Linked DNA regions of Mus musculus: region 2 is linked to region 1. Evidence: chromatin contacts called from ENCODE Hi-C or POLR2A ChIA-PET data. All regions are on one chromosome and are shown on one strand. Each heading gives the region's core, a stretch centred on a gene start or an enhancer-like site at or near the end of the contact. The rest is flanking DNA. Distances are from core to core; before and after follow the strand shown.

What was found. A loop is a pair of places that touch in the nucleus more often than their neighbours do. ChIA-PET counts read pairs that join two places held with the same protein, here RNA polymerase II (POLR2A).
Region 2: a loop to region 1 is called in a map of heart, with 4 times the contacts of the local background. The contact joins the enhancer-like site here to the promoter of Utp15 in region 1. A Hi-C loop is called at or near these places in 6 of 37 maps with a recorded cell type or tissue (T-helper 1 cell, heart and left cerebral cortex). POLR2A ChIA-PET finds 5 or more read pairs at or near these places in 4 of 5 experiments (Patski and embryonic stem cell).

The regions. Positions count from the first base shown.
Region 1 is chr13:98,259,849-98,267,563 of GRCm38, forward strand. It overlaps Utp15 (UTP15 small subunit processome component), which reads right to left and starts at 3,144. Exons shown (of 13, transcript NM_178918.3): 1 at 3,027-3,144; 2 at 951-1,122. The coding sequence starts at 1,040. Ankra2 (ankyrin repeat, family A (RFXANK-like), 2) reads left to right here and starts at 3,228. Exons shown (of 8, transcript NM_001271388.1): 1 at 3,228-3,628; 2 at 6,303-6,684; 3 at 7,468-7,626. The coding sequence starts at 6,399.
Region 2 is chr13:98,296,587-98,304,301 of GRCm38, forward strand. It overlaps Gm21976, which reads left to right. Exons shown (of 7, transcript XM_006517799.4): 4 at 5,919-6,041. Among named protein-coding and RNA genes, the nearest start is that of Btf3, 17 kb to the right of the region's middle. Within about 2 kb of position 2,610, at least 1 of the 3 ENCODE cell types and tissues checked has a DNase peak (open chromatin) inside an H3K27ac peak, as active enhancers do; it is heart, where a contact is called at or near this core.

The sequences.
Region 1 (7,715 bases), core at 1,894-4,393:
TTTACCATCCATTTTTATAAAGATATATTATAATTTAACTGAGCCAATTCACATCTAATGGGCTTATTTTTCAAGAATTTCAATATTACATCTAATAATTCAACAAACACTCCTATATGTCTTAGCAAATACTTGAGAAAGTATGTTTTGTTTCAAGCTATGAGTACAAAGCCAAAAGCAATATGTTTTTTAAAAAAACGTTGTCAATTACTGTCATTTCCCTCTCTCAACTTTTTTCATTTATGCCACCATACCAGAACAAACTGTCATCTAAACTGTTATCTTATTTGGTTTTATGTTATGCTCTTTGTTAAAATTTCATGTGTGTATCTGCTTGTCTAAACGTGCACTGGTGTGAAATGCCTGCTGAGGCCAAAAAAGGTACTGGATCCTCCGGAACTGGAGTTAAAGTAACCAAGGATGACCCTGCACTTATCATTCTGCCTCCCTCCCAAGTGTGTGTGTGTGCGGGGGTGGGGGGGATCACAGGCATACACCACTAGACAGGTTTGTGCAAGGCTGGAGACTGAACTCAGCGCCTCATGCAACCAGACAAGCACTCACCAACTGAGCTACATCCGTTTGAACTGGTGACTGACGCTCAGTCTCTTCTTAGGTTTTTATTGTCTGATTAAGTATCATTTTCCACAAACTTCCTAATCCCAAATTTTTTCTACCTTCTAGGTTTTCAATATATATTTAAAAGAGTCACTGCAAGCATCATTAGGAGGTACAGAGAAGCTAATTTCAGAGTAGAAAAGACAAGAAAATCCTCTTGCATATAAGATTTAAGTTTTATAGTTTCATTTGCCATTATATACATGTTCTGTGTTAAGCAGCTGCATGGTCAAAATAATTAAGTGGTATGGACTTTGACAGCTGGAGACACTGACATAAATGGGTAAGAATTGTTCAAATGCCCTCGTCCCTCATTTCCTCTCATACTTTACCTTATAGTTGTTCCAGTACAGAGTGTCTTGGGTGATCTTCTCACCAAGTACAGGATATGTTTGAATCGCTACAGGTTTATAGCCGGCCATGGTTTCATATAAGTGCGCTGTTATCCTAGGGTCAGGAGTCTGGAACTAATTTCACAATAACTTCAGTGACTCTGCCTCAGGCCTGGAAAAAGAACAAATTTTAAAGCACAGATTGTTTATAAGCTTTCCTATGCAAGGATGATTTTCATTCTACTTTCTTTCAAAAGGCTGTGTGGAACTTTATAGACTAATGACCAATAAACCATCTCATTGAAATCATGGAAGAGACACTTGAAGCATAGAGATCTGGGGTACCATACTGGCCCATCTATATACATATATACATTTACATACACACACACACACACACACACACATATATAATATATACATACACACACATATATATATAATACATACATACACACACACACACACACACACACACACACACACACATATATGCTGCATATGTATGTCCTTAAACCTCCCAGAGCAGGCGGCAATGCTTGAGAGTAAATAAGACTTAGCCTTCCAGTAGTTGAAACCAGAAAAGCATGCAGGGCTGGAACATTCACTTTCTTGTCAAAGGAAAGAATACAGAACTAGAAACACAACAGACTGACCTGACTTCCTAAAAGACAAAAGAAGCAAGGAAAACAAAGTTAATCTTTAAGTGTAGAGGCTTAAGATGAAATTAGAGATAATGTGCTGGCATCAGACATAAAATTAAACGTGAAAGGTTCAAACTGTAGGAAAGAAAACCTAAACAGAGGAAACTTAAAAGTGACAGAAGAAGAAAAAAAGAAGGAGAAGAAGAATCTAAGTTCTTAACACGAGAAGCATTCAACTGAAGACAGTCGGGAGTATCAGATGGACGATTATATCGACGATACTCTCTGTCCACTCTGAAAAGCCTGCACAGCCGACATCAGCAGCACCAAAGCAATCAGTTTAACTTATTCTAATTGCTATTTTGATGAAGCAGAGCAAACCAAGGTTCATTCACTTCACACTCACTTTTGCTTTAACATACCAGGAATGCCCTTTCACTACGTACTTCCTATTTAAGGTCAGCACAGGAAGTCATTCTGTCCCTCAGAAATCCCTCTCTGCCTTCCAACAGGTGTTCTCAAACACTATCAAGGGCCAGATGGTAAATATTTTAGGTCTGGCCAACCAACCGACAAAGCAGAAGATATTCTATAGTTAATGACATGGCAAGAAATTTTTTCACTAGTACTCACAAACGCATTTGTTGTTGTTGAAAGGAAATACAATTCTTTGAGGTCAAGGCCTATTTCATTTAGTTTCAAGCCAAATCACTGTACATAAGACAGTATGTTTATCTGCAAAAACCATTATTGGCTCACTAGATAAAAACAGGCACCGGAATAGATCTGTCCCAGGAATAGTACCTCCTAAGTCTATTTTTCAAGAAATGAAAGGTTTTCGAGGAAAGAAGTGAGAAGTAGCGCTGGCTTGCTAAGTTACACAAATGAAGAACAGCATTGGCGGGGACGTGCAAGGGAAGACAGAACAAGCAATGAGATGCTATGAAAACGAATGTTAGGAAAATCACTGGACCAAGTCAGGACCTAAGAAACTGGGATTCACGGAATAACAGGCATTACGACACAAGGTGTGATCAAATAAACCCTGAAGGGTACTGAGAACATGTAAGAGGGAGATGTTTAATTCTACCTGGACATAATGTCATTTCAGCGGGGTCTCTAAGCATAATGTGGCACGATGGGCACAAAAGAAGCAGAGCGGAGGTGCAGAGAGGGACGAATACCCAGCCATCCTCAAATCACTAAAACAGAATTCTGTCCTTGGCCTTGGAGAAGAGATTGCTCCAGGGACTGACAGAGGTGGCTAGGAGAGCGACTACAGAGGAGCAAAGCCTGGGTCAAAATTAAATCGCGGAGGCAGATAAGTTCAGTGATCTCCGGGGGAAGCCCCAGAACAGACGTCCAGGATGTCAGAGATCACAGTGAGGACTGAGCAGAGCCTGGGCCGCCACCGGGAGCCGCCATCGCCTACCTCCGCGGGGCCCCGAGGGTCCACCGAGGCACCGATCCCCAGGACGACTCCCCAGACTTCGCCAGCTCCCTACAGCATACCGCTCTGCAGCACTCGCTCAAAATCACGCGGACAGTCCAGGAGCCGGAAACGCGGAGGCGCAGAGGCGCGTCGCGGGAAGATGACGTGCAGCGCAGGCGCAGAAGGTTTACGACCCAAAGAACTACAAGAAAGCGCCCTGGTGGGCGGGGCCCTGGGCGGGGCCCCGGGCCGCTCTCCAATGACCCGGAACTGAGGCGATCCATGGTTCTCCGAGAGGATGGGCTACGGGGCGCTAGGGAAACAAGAAGCGATCCCTGGGAGTCGTCTCGCCTTCACCGAACGCTCTGGGCTTTTTCCAGAGGAGATAAAAGATAGGAAGTGACGTCTGGGCCCGAAGCAGGCCCGGGGCTCGGGACCGATCTGGCTAGGCCAGGCCAGAGCCGCTCTCCCGCTGAGCTCAGGGCGCGTGTACCACCCGCCTGACCGGCCCCTGTCCCCGGATCCGCTCGCCGCGTCGGAGCGGGAGCGGGTGTCACCCCGCGGCCGTAGAGCGGGAACGCCCGCCCGGACACCTGTCGCCCGTGAGACGCCTTTCGTTTTTTATAGCACCTTTGCCCCCACTGTAGGACAATTTCAAGAATTAGGAAGAACCCGAAGCCTCTGTGATTAGCTTCCATTGGGGACTGTGCCCCCTGCTTGCATTATACTCTCCCTTCCCAGGCGTCTGGCTGGCGAGCCTACCCACCCTTTCTTTCTTAACTCTTTCTCACCATCTCTGTCATTTCGTTTTTTCCCTCCCTTGTGCTTCAAGTCTTGGCGAATCAACAGTCTTTGCTTATCTCTGTAATCCAGTCTAGATAACCGTTCCCTTTTCCTTTCCTGTTCTCTGGTCAAAGACTGGTAATTCCGTCTATTGAAACCTATTGTTCTATAGGGGTCCGCAAAGAGGTGACTATTTTAACCCCATTTTAGGAAGGATTGAGTCTCGGGAAACTCGTGATTTGCATGTCTAGCACATCGAATTAGTTGGTGTTGAAAATAAATTATCAGACCCAATTAGAAAATATGGGAAAGAAACTGTAAAAAAAAAAATTGTCCAAATTAAGATCAGAAAATATGAGGCACTAGGTAGGTTTTGTGTGCGGTGGCTCCTAAGAGTGATCTTAAACCAGGTGAGGGAGGTGGTACACACCTTTAATCCCAGCACTCCGGAGTCAGAGTCGAGGCTACAAAATAAGTAAGACCTCGTGTCAAAAGAAAAAAGATCTCCATCTGGCAGTTTTTTCCCCCTTTAATGGGAGCTTGAAAGGAAGTTTTCAAGAGAATAGCACTGGACATCCCCTGGGAGAACTGGGGAGGAGAGGGGGTGGAGTTGCGGCTCAACCCACACGTGCCTAGAAGAAATTGTTCTTTCCTTAGAAACAGTTCCCATTGAGTGCTATAAACTAACTTTCTGTTCCTGTGGCCTTCTGACAAAATGTAGCAACTTTGTTATGTGATACTTTGTGTGACTGTAGTGTCTTCATGTCTCTCCTGGAAGTTTTGTATTCTTGTATTGCTGCTTACTTACTGACCTCAGTGATGGAGTTGATAGAGCAACATATGTTTCTCCGGATTCAGGAGCTTTCTTTTTCCACTGAGATGAATGTTACTCACCCATTCTACTCAGAAGGCCGTGATAAGGACCAGTGGTTTTTAAAAAGAAGTTTTTGAGATAAAGTCTCTCTATTAAGTAGCTCTAACTGTCCTAGAACTTACTGTGTAGACCAGGCTGACCTCAAACTCCCAGAGATGTGCCTGCCTCTGCCTTCCAAGTGCAGAGCTTAAAGGTGTGTGCCCCTCACACCTGGCTTGTGTAATGTTTCTTGTGTGTATGTTTTCAGGGCATGACTACTTAGTATTGCATGACCAGTTGCTGGGCTCCTTTCTGGGGAGGACTATTTCTCCTGCTCTCTAGTGCTCCACCATACTCAACAGGATCAGTCTTTTGAAATGGTTTTAAAGTGCTGCAGTGGTCATACATTACTGATTCGTTTCTCTCCTAATTCCAGGCAGTTCTGATCATCACACACTCAGTTCCCTTTCAAGGTGTCCAAAGGGGCAATATGCTGTCAAAACAAAAATTCACTGGATCTTCAGTTCTTCCTTTTTCAAGTGACTGTGTATTTGGGACTGTCACATATCCTGTGACACCAATCCATAATCTACATATTTCTCATCAAAACTTACAACAAGTTGCTTATGCTTTCTCTGAACAAACACTGATAAATATACTTTTAATTCTTAACAAAATACATTTTGTAGGGCCAGGGAGGTGCCTCAGTGGGTAAAGCCACTTGCTGCCCAGCCTGATGACTTGAGTTCAGTTCCTGAGACACACATAATAGATGGGAAACCCCAGATCCTGAAATGTATCCTCCTCTACATGCATGCTGTGGCCCATGTGTGCCCATATACATGCGAACAAAATAGATAAGTGTAATAGCTCATTTTTAAAACAAGTCTGTAAAGTGCTTCACTGTCTGAATCATGGGTATGATAGAAAACAGTGCTGGTCAACCTGGCTACAAGTTGGTTATACCTCAGCTCAAATTGAGAAGACTTACAGAAATGGCATTTAAAAAAATAAATCTCACCGTGCAATGGTGAGATTCACTTTTAAAACAAAAAAAATTAATCTCAAATAATGGCCTACTGTCTTAGCATAAAAGTTTATTTTCTTTGGTAGCCTGATCTTTAAATATTTGGCACTAGTCAACTATAGAAGGGGAGAAACTAACTGAAATGTGTTTTGACAGTGTTGGAGGTGTGCTGTGTTCCCTGCATCCTTTCCCAGGACCCTGTACATAAGCGGCAGCATCCTTTTTGTCTGTTTTTTGGTTTTTGAGACAGGGTTTCTCTGTGTAGCCCTGGCTGTCCTGGAACTCACTCTGTAGACCAGGCTGGCCTCGAACTCAGAAATCCGCCTGCCTCTGCCTCCCGAGTGCTGGGATTAAAGGCGTGCACCACCACACCCGGTGTGCATCCCTTTTTACACAGGACACTCTGTCAGGCTCCGCAACTTGTACACACCACACAGCTAATAAGCAAATGGCAAAGCCTTGGTTCACAGGCAGATCCCCTACCCCTGAATATCCTGTGCATCCTGTTAGGAGGCTTACAAGAGCAGTGTTTGGGTGTGGAGTTAAAATGATTGTGTATGTACATTTATATAAGTTACATACTACCATAAATTTTCTAATTTTTTACTTTCAGATATTTTAATATCCCAATTCCAGGAAAATACTGGATAACACCTTTGAGAAAAAAAAAAACAAGAAATCATGAAGAAGTGTTTTAATTATTAAAGCCATGGCTACATCTGCAAATCTGGACATTGGGGCCCAGCTGATCGTGGAAGAGTGTCCCAGCAGCTATATCTCTGGGATGCCAGACATCAAGCTAGAGCACCAGCTAGACCCAAACCCAGATGAAGGAGCAGCCCAGGGCGTCGCCATGGGGATGAAATTCATATTGCCAAACCGATTTGATATGAACGTGTGTTCTCGATTCGTGAAGTCCTTAAATGAAGAGGATAGTAAAAATATTCAAGATCAAGTTAACTCTGACCTGGAGGTGGCATCTGTCTTATTTAAAGGTTGAAAGTTATGGTACAACTCCCTACATTCACTTTCATTTGGCTGACTCCATTCTGTTTTCTTTGAATCAGGAGATTCAGAGTTGAGGAAAAGCTTGAAAGTCATCTTTTAAAGGGATTTTCTAGAGTCTCACAGACACCCATATTAAATTTCTGTTGGTTTTTTAAAATATCCCTTGTCTAAGCCAGGTGTAGTAACACATACCTTTAGTTAGTCCCAGCACTTGAGAGGCAGAGGCAGTGAGTTCAAGGCTAGCCTAATCGGCTTAGTGAGTTCCAGACCATGCAGGGATTCATAGTGAAACCCTATCTATCTATCTATCTATCTATCTATCTATATATATATATATATATATATATATATATAAATAAAATCCTCATCTGATCTCTATTTATAATTTCCCTAAGAAAGTTGTATCTTTTTAAATGATAGAAAAATATTTCTTTTCTTTGTCAAAACTAGTTTAATATTTCCTGTTTCATGACTAATTTACATCAACTTCTAATACTGTAATTCAATGATCTGTCAGCATGCTATAGTTACTTTGTAATGACCTATTGAATATTAAATCTAATAGATCAAGATAAATAATTTTCTTTATAGTGCTTACACTACAGCCTATAAGTCTATAAGTTTAGACTTATATAATTAATAAATTAACATCACCTGATAAACCCTTGTGAACTGAAGCTGTTAAACCTCATATATTATTTCATGTGAACATTAACACGTTTTTTATACTGCTCTGTCATTAAAATACTATTCTAATTTGTTTTATTTAGCTGAGTGCAATATCCATACATCTCCTTCTCCTGGAATTCAAGTAAGGCATGTCTACACACCATCTACAACAAAACATTTCTCACCCATAAAACAGTCAACTACTTTAACCAACAAGCACAGGGGAAACGAGGTCTCTACCACACCTCTGTTAGCAAATTGTAAGTATGCCTTAGAATGTATCAAAATACTGTGTAAATAACTAATGCCATTCAAATCAGGAGTTTGTATTTGAAATATTAGGTTCAGT
Region 2 (7,715 bases), core at 1,360-3,859, 36 kb after region 1:
CTCCCGAAGGCTCAGGTGTGTTAGGAGAAGGGAAGCAGTACAAAAGGAAGAGGGGTGGGCTGGGTAGCCATTGCTGGAGGTCACCCAGCTTTTCCTTGGCAGACCCAAGTCCAGCAGCAGGCTTCCCCATCCAACAGAGCTTGGTTGTGGAAACCTGACTGGGACAATGAAGGAATAGAGACATGACAGACACAGGGACAGAAAAGCTGGGGGTCTGATGGAGGTGCACCAAAGAGAACGAACCAGAACGAACGGCAGCACATCTGCTATGTACAGCGCAGTGGAAGGGGTTAATTGGTTTCAGTTGGAGGTCCCTATAGAGAAGAAGTCTTCGTCTCTGGGTGTGTATACTGCCAGCATCGGCGCAAGGACCAGAGAAAGGTTATGTCCATTCCCTGAGCCCAAGCCCCAGTGAGTCTGCGTATTGTCCCTTGCCAGCAATACACATTTGCTTAGGCTCTGATACTAACATTCTTGTTTTTTGGTTTTGGTTTTGGTTTTGGTTTTGGTTTTTTGAGACAGGGTTTCTCTGTGTGGCCCTGGCTGTCCTGGCACTCACTTTATAGACCAGGCTGGCCTCGAACTCAGAAATCCGCCTGCCTCTGCCTCCCAAGTGCTGGGATTAAAGGCGTGCGCCACCACGCCCGGCTGATACTAACATTCTTGTGCTTCGTTGGGAACTCTGCATTGAGTCATGCCTCCAACAGTCTGGTCTTCCACGTTTGAGACAGGATGGTGGTAGGCCTATGGGATTCAGCTTCCCTGAACTCTTGCTATGGGGTCTGTGTCCCTGAGGTGAGCTTGAAGTATAGCATCACTTTATCCAACTGGTCTCGGGGCCCTCTATGTGTAAAATAAGGCAATTCTACTACATTGGAGCCAAAGCTTTTCTCAGAAGGAGCTGCCAAGCTTATCTGAAGGTGGGCTTGCAGTAAGAGAAAAGTTAGGGCTTATGTTACTGGAGAAATGCTCGCTTTCTCTAATGAGGCGCCCTCTCATGGGAAAAGCAAGCAAGGGCCCTCCCCTGGTTCCTCAAACCCGTGTAATCAACTGGTTACTTTGAGCTCCTGGGAATTATTGTGGGTCCGTAATTGCCACCGTTGCCATCATTTTTAACTTTATTATGTTATTCCAATGCACAAAACCATAAATATCATGCCTCCAGATGGCTAGCTATCCAGGCTGCCTTAGCAAAGTACAACAGACTGCTATTTTGTAATACAAGTTCTAGAGGCCAAGCATCAGCAGATTCAGTGTGTGGTGAGGGGATGTTCCCTGCTTCCAAGACATCTCCTTCTCTCTACTACCTCCCAAGCAGAGCATGCTAGCTGGATTTTAAAAAAAAAAATCTTTTTTGTAACCCTTTGCAATCTTTTTTTTTTTTTTAAATTGTTGTCTTTTTGTCTTGTTTTGTTTTGTTTGGGGGGTGGGGTGTTTTCGGCTTTGTTTTTGTTTTTTAACATGTGAGTGCTGCATGTCCACCTACATGCCACAAGAGGGCATCAGATCCCTTTACAGATAGATGGTCATGAGCCACCATGTGGGTGCTGGGATTTGAACTCAGAACCTCTGGAAGAACAGCCAGTGCTCTTCACCACTGAGCCATCTCTCCAGCCCCCGAAGTCTTGATTTTTTTTTTAAATGAACATTGTTCATGAGAGTAGAAGAAGCCTTCTTGGTCCATGTTCTCAACCTGTGGGTCGAGACCCCTTTGGGGGGGGACACATGATTTTTTTTCCCCACTAATTATATATCAGATATTTACATTACGATTCATAACAGTAGCAAAACTGAAGTTATGTTGTAGCAACAAAATAATTTTACAGTTGGGGGTCACCACAACATGAGCTATATTAAGGAGTCGCCGTGTTAGGAAGGCTGAGAAGCACTGCTCTAGAGGCTCCTTCTCCGACGGAACACTTTGTCACATACAAATTTTGGAGGTACACAAACGTTCAAACCATGGCAATTGGTATATAATTACAGAACAAGGTTAAAATCAAATTCCACGAAGCTAATACACTTGAACATTTTAATGCTCATTTAACATGATGGATGGCGCTGTTCTGTAGAAAGTGCATGGCTGCCTTGGAGTTCGTCAGAGAAGGCTAGGTCGTGGCTGACCTTAAACTTTAGCCTGCTTTTCTACTGTGAGCTTCAAACTACAACCGACAATGACTGTGTGTACAGCAAGAATAGACATTTCGGCCTTGTTCACGGACTTTGACGGAGTCATTTGAGTATCAGTCTGTGCTAGAACAACATCGTAGCAAACCGAAGTTGTCATCTTGAAGAAAAGCTTCAGAGATGCTGTGTAGTTCATCACCAATGTTGCTTTTTGGACATTTGCCTTCAAGTCTAACTCTGACTCAAACTGTTAAAGGCTGGGCAAGTGGTCACAGCTCTGTCATTTGTGCCTCCCACCAATGCTGCCACCTCATAGGCTCCCGCTAAAAGTAAGGCGGGGTATTTGAACCCATCCACGCCCCTCCCCTGGTTACTTGTCACAAAGGCTGGAGATCTATAACCAAAGGCTTTAAAGGTGCTGATCTGTCATCCCTACTAGCATCTATATTTCCGGGTCCGCCCAGCCTTTGTCCTGGGAGGCTCCTTAACATACACAAGAACTGCTCTGGAGGCAGCTGACAAGGGGATTCATTAGCTGCTCTCTGCTGCCCTCTTGAGTCCATAGCTTGGGTTGCATGGGATGCTGCCCAGACTGGAGTCTCTCTCTCATTCTCTCTCTCTCATTCTCTCTCTCTCTCTCTCTCTCTCTCTCTCTCTCTCTCTCTCTCTCTCTCTCTCTCTCTCTCTCTCTCTCTCTCTCTCTCTCTCTCTCTCTCTCTCTCTCTCTCTCTCTCTCTCTCTCTCTCTCTCTGCGTGTGCGCACGCACGCATCTGCTTCTGCCACGCGATTCATGAGGGAATTCGCGCTTCACATCTTTGCCATCTCCCAGTCCCAGCCCCTGCAGGCCTGCCCGAGCTTCTCATCCTTTGGAAGGAAGCCTGCCTTAACTCTCTCTCCTCCTTTTTTCTTTCTTTTATTTGCATTTGCATCCGATCTTTGAACAGCCTTGAAAATCTGGTGCTAACTAAGCAGAGTTTTGTTGAATCCGACGCTTTTCTAGCTTGGCGTTCATAATTACAACATTGAAAAGATGTCCTGGGTGCGAGGATTCAGCGGGGTTTGGGAAAAGAACATTAGAGTTTCTGCTTTTACACAGTTTGTTTGATCTCATCCTTCTTAAGTTTCTAGTTTGCATAATGTTTCAGTGTGTGTGTGTGTGTGTGTGTGTGTGTGTGTGTGTAGGCTAGTATAGGTATATAATTCATAAATAAATATGAAGTGGAAGAATGCTAATTCTATCTCATTTAGTTATTTTGCTGCTGAAGGTTTAGCTAATCATAAAACCCCAGGGAGTAGTCTGGAAGAGTGTGCTGGTCAGAGTGACAGAATCTACAGAACGAATCACTATAAGGAGAAAGGGGTGGTATTTGAATGACTTACAGGCTACAGTCCAGCTAGTCCAGCAATGGCTGCCCATGAACGGTCCAAGAAGCCCGGATGTCTCAGATGGTCTTCAGTATACACTGGAAGCAGGCTCTAACGCTAGGGTAGTTTGTGCTGCATATACCTTGCCAGCGAGGTGAGAGCAAACAGGCAAAGAGCAAGCACTACCTCCTTCCATGTCCTCATAGAGGCCACTGGCAGAAGGTGTGGCCCAGATTAAGGTAGATCCTCCCACTTCAAATATCCAGATTTTAAGTGGCTCCCCCCATTTCAAATTATTTTAATTAAGAAAAAAAATTCCCTCACGGGTGTGCCCCATCATTTGGATGAAGTCAAGTTGACAACTAGAAATAGCCATCAAAAGTCCATCCCTTGCCAGCTTGGCACACTGTCATATCTCTCCTTATGTCATGCTTAATTTCCAAACAAAAACAATAAGCAGCCCATAATTGTGTCTAACATGATATAACTACCCCATGTACAATCACAAACATGGTATATATTTAACCAGGACATAATTATGTCTAAGTTCCATCCCTCACTCTCTCCTTCCATCTCTTCTTTCCTTCCTTGACAAGGTCTTCTAGCAGTGTAACCCTGGATGCCCTTCAAACATGTTACCCTCCTGCCTCGGTTCCCCAGGTGTTGAGATTACAGGCAAATATGCCACCATACCCTACTTTGAGGACAGTTTGATTGGACCAACATAATAATAGCATTATGAGATGGTATTGGTTTTTTTTTCTTTTTTCTTTTGGTTTGGTTTAGTTTGGGTTTTTCATAATTTGGTTGCGTGGCTCTTGAATAGGAACTCTACAGATGGTATCATGTTGCCATGTCAACAGTTTGGGCAGCAGTAAAGGCAACTGTCACAAAAATCTAGAGGACTGAGTTAGAGCCCTGGAAGCCAAGTAGATGTGGAAAGACCAACTCTACAAAAGTGTCCCCTGACTTCCATATACACACCAAGGTGCGCACCCATGAACACACACACACACACACACACACACACACACACACACACACACTCTTAAAGGTTGAAGAGCCCTAACTATATGACTGTTTTATAAATTCAAGTACCTAATTCTATGTAAAATTACTACCTAGATGTTGGAGGTAGGGTTTAGCACTGCCAAACACATTCCCTGTGACCAATTACATTCTGTAGACAAGTCTTTGTACCTCAAGCTTTCTTCAGTGCATCAGATAAGATGCTTAGGACAGAGTTCCAGCAGTGATTCTTCAAAGCCATATGGGAGTCTTTGAAAGCCACAGCACCTACAACAGGTACAGCCCCAGTTCTGGGAGGGGAGGCCCCAGCTTAGGGAGAAAGGGCTCATGGGTCTGTGATCTGGCCTGGTGAGACTTAAACGTATTTCTCTGATTGTGGTCTCTGCCTTTCTACCACTAGTGACTGGGACACTCGTGGTCCCTGAACTTTCAGCAATATGTTGAATATGCACAGTGTGAGGCAGAGCTGCTAGCACCCAAGTTCTGGTGAACAGTGGTGTACAAAGCATTTTTATTTTTGTTACAGGTCAGATTTGATATAGCAAGAACTGGTGTCTGGGAAGTGTTCCATGAATACATAGCACTCAGTCTCCCATGAACACGTGCTGCATATACCCAAGGGCAAAGGAAGCTAGGTCCGGGCTCAGGAGGTCCCACAGCTGCCTAGCCACACTGCTAAGGAAGGCTTAGCCATGTGGCCAATGGGGTATCTTAGGATCAGGTTAGCGAGCATGACTGTCTGCTGAAAGTGGTGCAACCTGAGCCCCCTCACTCTTCTTGGTGACTCAGTTTATTCCAGTTAGACGAGGCTCCCTGTCTGTGACTGTTTACTCCAGAAACTGCCAACCCAGTACCAGGGATCTCAGCCTCTCTCTCGTCTGGGTATAGAACTGCTATCCTCAAGGTCTGCTCATCAAACCGGCCCATCCCTAATCTAGCCCCATGGAGAGCTGGTCCTGCAGATATGGCTTAGAGCTCTGGAGTTCTCATCTCCTTCCGTAGTCTGATGTAGGCAGCCTGAAATCTAGGCTTTGCAAACCATGTCATAGCAGAATTAGCCCCCACTAGCTAGAGTCCAGAAGACATATTTGAGGGCTCATACAGGCCCAGACACCTAAGGAGTCACTTCACCTCAGTGGATCCTGTGTTTCTTTAAGCTTCTTGTAGTTTCATCGTCACATCTACCAGAGAGGCCCTCATAGTGTTGGCTTTCCAGAGGGTGGGATAGGAAGCCATAGATAGGAAAGCCACCAGTGTAACTCTGACTGATGCACATCGAGGGTTCTATTCTAAGAAAGCCATGGGGAACGCTTGGCTGGTGAACACTGTATCTCCCAGGGGCCTCCGCTCTGTAATGACGTGCTCTCTTTCATGTCTGTGTGTGTTGCTGTGACAGGTCACAGCTGCCTTCCCACCAGAAAATGTCTTCTGACTTCTTGCGGGGTATTCCTCGTGCTTGGCGTTGTTGCCGCTGCGATTGCTGTTGGGATCATCTTCGGGACACCTACAAAACCTGCAAGTATGTGTCAACACACACACACAGATACACACACACAGATACACACACATACATATACATACACACATACACATATACACACACATACACACATACATACACACATACACACACATACACACATACACACACACACACACACACACACACACATACACACACACATTTACACCAAGTCTGTTTCCAAAATATGTGAATCTACAGTATGGATGGGGAGGGGTTGGCATGTGGCATGTGCCAGCCATTGGCTATTTTGCATATCCTCTCTCTATCCTCAGGTCCTGCAAGGTGCCTGTTGTTAGGACAGACACTTCAGGAAAGGACTTGCCCTGGACCATATAACTATTAAGTAAGCAAGACAGCATTGTGACGCAGGTTGAGGTGACTCTGAAGTGTACACAGGATATGGTCTCTACCTTCCAGGACTTCCACTGTAAATAGGATTGTGGGATAGCATATAATTAGAGATTAAATTCGAGAGAAATCAGTGAGGACTGGTGATAGGGACGTGGAAATGAATGAGCTAGAACTGGAGTTGAGCCCCAGAGGGATCCCTGAACTCAGACACAGAAGTAAAAGACACAGACTTCATGGAACATCAAACCTGGGGTATATAAGGAAGAAAAATATCACTGATAGGCCAGGTTGGGGGATGGGGGAAGGCAGAGGGTCACAAGTTCAAGACCACCCTGGACTACATAGCAAGACTATCTCAAAACTGATCAAACAAAAAACAAAGAAATATGTGAGGGTACACTTGCTGCCGACATGACCTGAGTTCAGTTTTTGGATCCCACATGGGGAAAGGTGAAGACTAACTCCTGCCTCGAATCATTCTTAGATTTCCACACGAGTACTGTGACTGGCATATGCTCATATCTGCGGCACGCGCATGCATGAGTATACAAACACAAGCACACAAATAAATAAATGTAAACGAATTCAAAACAAAAGTTCATAGCGAGTAGTCAAGAAACGGGTGTTGAATACAAAGTAAGATGTGGTCCAGCAGTATGCAACTGCTGCAATTACACACACACACACACACACACACACACACACACACACACACACACACACGGCTTTCCCTGCTGAGCTTGCTTCTTCTGTTGTTCATTTGGCTAACTCCTAAGGTGTTTAAGACCAACTCAGACATCTCTGACCTGACGGTCCCGGCTGCTAGACTCCACACCCAGCACTCTGCTTTCCCAAGTAGCCTAGCCAAGGTCAGCACTGCGGAGACCCTGGAGCCAGCCCATCCTGTAGGATGCGGGACTGTACTGCAGAGGGAGACTCTTCCCACACAGACCTCATTAACCCTGTCCTCCCATGAGCATCAGGGTTTAAGGTTCCCTGCATGTTCTTCACTCTGCCTTTCTCCTTCATAGGCACTGCCACAGGTACTAATTCCCCACCACAGAGCCCCGTCTCATCCCATCCTGACATAAAATTTTCAGAGGGTCCAACTGATGACAATTCCTTCAGATGACCAGAGCTAACGATTCTTGTCTCTGAAACAACAACGCCAGCACCTGTTGATCAAGAGATATAAACTCTGGCTTTATCCATCTGCCTCTTAATTATTCAAGATGATAACACCTTCATCACTCCAAACCCATTACTTCAATCTCCCCCTATACACACACACACACACACACACACTGTGTACCATTC